2 separate regions of the Homo sapiens genome follow, and region 2 is linked to region 1. A link is a loop called in an ENCODE intact Hi-C map of the cell type or tissue named here. Cell type or tissue: prostate gland. All regions are shown on one strand.

Region 1 (2,500 bases):
TTTCACTCAGGTGGGATTGCAGTGGTGTGATCTTGGCTCACTGCAGTCTCTGCCTCCCAGGCTCAAGTGATTCTTGTGCCTCAGCCTCCGAAGTAGCTAAGACTACGGGCTCACACTACCGTTCCCAGCTAATTTTTGTATTTTTAGTAGAGACAGGGTTTTACCATGTTGGCCAGGCTGATCTCGAATTCCTCCTCTACTGGATATCCCCTCCAGGGGCACATTTGTTCCATTAACTTGTTTTGAAATATGTGTCTATTTTCAAATTGTATCTCTAACATGACAAAATCTTACCAGTAAGACAACTTTTTCTAAAAAGGAAAGTTGGTTTCTAATGATTTATTCATAGTGAATTTTCCCAACTCTTACTGTTTACTATTTCTTTACTCTTCACACATCATTTGCTTCTACAAAATATTATACTAACTGAAGTATCAGGGATCCATCATTGTTTTTGAAAAGTGGGGCAGACATCTTTCTATCCTCAATTTTCTAGGCTCTCTTTCATTTCCCCACACATTTCTCAAAGGGCAATAGTAATTGTGTGAGAATTCAATTTGCAACCTTAGCAATCTTGTCCCTGGTGAAGGAACGGCCAGGAAGAACATAGTCTGGGAGAAAACCAGCTACACTGGTGGGTTCCAATATGGGCACCCTGGGCAGCTAACAGATAGCTGTTGGTGAGATGTGGAAAATCAACCACATTGGAGTTCCAAACCACACTCACAGGGATATGGGGTGGTTCAGGGCTGGCTATTTTTGTAATCATGACAGCACCCAGTCAGTAACTAGTGGATGGAGTAGGGAGGATCTAGCGCTCCCCACCCCCCAGGAGAGGGAATTGGGTGAGCATGCTGTAGGATAATAAAGCCCAGCCAAGGTGACTGAAATTCAGAGCTGGAGCTTCAGATCCAGTGCCTAAGACAGGAGTCCTGCCCAGTGAACTAGGCCAACTATGCTGGAACAGAGGGCACTAACCCTATTGAGACCCACTGCTGACATGTTTCCTGTCTGTCTCAGGACGGTTCCAATGAAGCGTGGAGCATCTGTGATTCCAATCCTGAGGGGTAAAAGAAGGCAGGAGCTACCCAGAAATACGACTTTTGAGAGTTTGCACAGTATAATGGAAATAAAGATTTGGGGAGGCTAAGTAGACTGTAGTCAAATCCCTTGGCAAGTTACTTGATATCTTTGAGTTTTAAGTTCCTCATTGATAAAATAAGGATAATAATATCTCTCTTGCAGGATTTGTATGAAGGAAAAAGTTATACCTCAAGGACTCAACATGCAAGAGGCCCAGGAGGGGAATTTCATTTCGCACGTCCATTTTTTTCTCAGAGCAATTTCCCATCTTTACTACCAGATGGCGCCCGTGAGCAGTGCCGCCCTTCCCTATGGCTTTTATTTCCACTCTTCGGGCGCTAGGTAATCTTCCTCTCTCTTAGTACTCAGGCTGGCATTTAAAATCCAGTGTTGCACACAGACTTTGTGTTTCTAATCCATCTGCTCCATGAAGAACTGTGAAACCCAGAAATACCTATTTCTAGCCAGACACCCATTTCTCCAATAGGATTTTTCAGATGATAAGGCTTTGTGATATAACTATGCAGCTGGGCATTCAAAAGAAGTCAAACAACCCTTAATTAAGAATCTGGTTTTTTGTACATTTACCCCCACTATAAGAGTGTAGAGACTTAAAGGTCAGGCCCTGTAGGTTTGAATCTCAATGTTAGCATTAGGTGGGTGACCTTGGACAAATTATTTGGCCTCTCTAAATCTCACTTTCTTCATCTATGAAATGGTTGTAATAACAGTAGCTGCTTCATAGGATTGCTGTGAGGTTAAATGAGATAACATACATAGGATACTCAACACAAAACCTGGCACACAGTAAGTGCTTACTAAGTGTAAGCAATTATACTAACAAGAGCCTGAGCTTTGAAGTCAGATGAAAACAGATTTGACTCCTAGCTCTTCGACTTAAAAATTGCATGATCTTAAATAAGTTATGTAACCTTTCTGAGCCCCACTTGCCTCAACAGTGCAAGATTAGTATGAATATGCAGAGACACATATGCGATACCTTTTACTTTTTATTTGTATTATGACCCATTTCAAACAGGATTTGTGCTTACCTACCACAAACAAACAAACAGAAACAGCCCAATGGCTTTCATTAAAGCAAATAATAGAATTAGCGTGTAGAAAAAGCAAAGGCAGGAAAAATAAGAAAAAGTCAGAGATAACACTAGGCTCTTAGATAACATCATAAGATTAGGTCACAAATTTGGCTTTGAGCTTCTTAGCATCCAAGGCAATAAAGAAGGGAAATATGGTTCGTTAGATGATTCATAGTGCCAAGATAAATGCAGAGGAGTTCTGAAGAAGAAACCCAGCTATTCCTAGTTCTGAGACTTAAGAGACTATAGCACATGGTGGATACACAATAGATATATAAATGTTAGCTGTTCTCATCTACAGCACAGAGGAAAGAGTGAGT
Region 2 (2,500 bases), 290 kb after region 1:
CAAGTACGTTTATTGTGGCACTGTTCACAATGGCAAAGACTTGGAACCAACCCAAATGCCCATCAATGATAGACTGGATGAAGAAAATGTGGCATATATACATCATGGAATTCTATGCAGCCATAAAAAAGAAAAGACTTCATGTCCTTTGCAGATACATGGATGAAGCTGGAAACCATCATTCTCAGCAAACTAACACAGGAACAGAAAACCAAATACTGCATATTCTCACTCTTAAGTGAGAGTTGAACAATGAGAACACATGTACACAGGGAGGGGAACATCACACACTGGGGCCTGTCGGGCGGTGGAGCAAGGGGAGGGAGAGCATAAAGATAATACCTACTGCATGCAAGGCTTAAAACCTAGATGTCGGGTTGATAGGTGCAGCAAACCACCATGGGATATGTATACCTATGTAATAAACCTGCACGTTCTGCACATGTATCCCAGAACTCAAAGTAAAATTAGAAACAACAACAACAACCAAATTTGAATGTATTGACATTTTCAAAGAAGAAAGAGGCTGCTTTATTGTTTTATTCCACTGTATGATACATATTGAAAATATTTGTGCTTAGTTTTCTCAAGCTGATTTTATGAAAAGCATCATAGATACAGTTGCTAACACTGTTTAGTATACGCACGTAAATTGAGTCATCAGTAGTTTATAAAACTGTTAAAAGAAAAAAGGAGGACAATACATTTTCTGATGCTATGTTATTTGCCAATACTTCTTGGCTGAGTTATGAAAGAGATTTACGAAGATTTTCTGTACTTTTAACTCCAATTAAAGGTTTTCTTAAACAAAAGGAAGGTGCATCTATTATTCAGTAACCAGACAAAAGAAAATGGCAGTGTGATTTACATTTTCTCACTAATATCAGTGCATGTAAATGAGTTAAACTACAAACTACAAGGAAAAGGAAAGTTTATGAAGCTAGATAAGTATAAGAGTTTATAGTGAAATTGAACTTTTTCATAATATAAATAAAAAATAATGACTTTACCTATTTTTCTACTATAAGCTAATATGCAGATCTTAATTATTGATAGTGTTACATAAATTGGCTATGAAAACTGAAAAAATTTTGAAGTATGCTTTCTTCATACTGCTAAATTTAGAGTTGCTTTTGTTATTTGTAATACTCCTTGAATTTGATGCTAATATTTTTTGTAGAGTCGGGGGTTCTCCATGCTGCCCAGGCTGGAATGGAACTGCTGGGCTCAAGCGATCTGCCTGCCTTGGCAGATCTCCCAAAGTTTTGAGATTACAGGCATTAGCCACTGGGCTTGGCCAGTTTTTTTGTTTGTTTTTGAGACAGGTTCTTCCTCTGTTGCCCAGGCTGGAGTGCAGCGGCATGATCATAATTCACTGCAGCCTCCATCTCACAGGCTTGAATTTTATGCTAATAATACTGAGCTGACAAGAATTAGTGACGGTACTTAACAGATGTAGCTTTGAAAAGATCTTGCTTAAAAACAAATTCTTCTTAGAAAATAAAATAGTTTTGTTAGTGTGGATGTAAACATTAAAAGAAAAAGATTTTTGGTATTCAATTCAGTCATTAGAAACTTTTAAAATAAGTTTGGAACAATTTGAGTATGTGAATTTACTTTTTCAACTGTAAATTTTATTAAATCTAAGCACAGATCCAGTATTTCCAATGAAAATTCAGTGTAAAAATTGAGATGTGCTCTAAATTTTAAAAACACTAGATTTCAAAGATACAGTATAAAAAAGTAAAAATATCTCATAATGAATTTTAAAAATATTACTGCATGCTAAAGTAATATTTTAGATAAATCCAACTAAATAAAATATATTAAAATTAACGTTACCTGTTTCTTTTTCCTTTTTTAAAAATGTAGCTCTTAGAAAATATAGCAATATATTGTGGCTTTCATTATATTTCTAAGGGACATTGCTGTTCTAGACTATTACAACAGCCTTTTATCTGATCTTCGGTTACTTCCCAACTTGCTGTCAGTTTAACCTTAAAGTATATCCTCCATTTATCCCTTTATCCATTCACCAAATGTTTGAGTACCTAATAACAGCTATTGTTGTAAGATAAATCAGAGAACAAATCCAAGATAGCTGTCTTCATGAAGCTTACCCTCCAGTTGGGGGACACAGATAAAGAGCAAAACATAAGTAAATTATTTAAGATGTAAGATAGTAATAGTTATACTAAAAGAAACTCCTCCACACACAGTAAGGGTCAGAGGAAAGATGGTGCAAAGAGACCAGATGAGCTGGAGAATGAGTAAAGGGGTGGAGGGGAGAAGTGTGGAAAGAGCTGAGGTACTTTAAAAGGAGTGTTAGGATGGGGAAAGGACAGCAGGTCATGTAGGCCCTCATAGGCTTTAACAGTTACTTGGAGGTTTCTACTTGCAGCATTTCTGCCTTACTTTGACTGAGATGGAAAGTCCTGGAGAGTTCTAAGTGCAGTTTTAAAACAATATTTCTGGCTGCTTTGTTCAGATTAGACAGTAT

The links. Hi-C counts contacts between places; a loop is a spot of excess contacts. Peaks named below come from ENCODE experiments on the same cell type or tissue, not always from the same donor. Only the 100,000 strongest peaks of a DNase experiment are listed, where the experiment ranks them.
Region 2: a loop joins it to region 1, with 2.0 times the contacts of the local background. A loop is called at or near these places in 39 of 110 quality-filtered maps.

What each region holds. Positions count from the first base shown.
Region 1 is chr17:55,347,820-55,350,319 of GRCh38, reverse strand. No RefSeq gene overlaps it. Among named protein-coding and RNA genes, the nearest start is that of MMD, 73 kb to the left of the region's middle. In prostate gland, a CTCF peak has its summit at 1,341; a DNase peak (open chromatin) is centred at 1,379.
Region 2 is chr17:55,055,520-55,058,019 of GRCh38, reverse strand. All of the region lies in intron 12 of STXBP4 (syntaxin binding protein 4), which reads right to left. Among named protein-coding and RNA genes, the nearest start is that of STXBP4, 88 kb to the right of the region's middle. In prostate gland, no CTCF peak of the experiment used is centred here; a DNase peak (open chromatin) is centred at 1,289.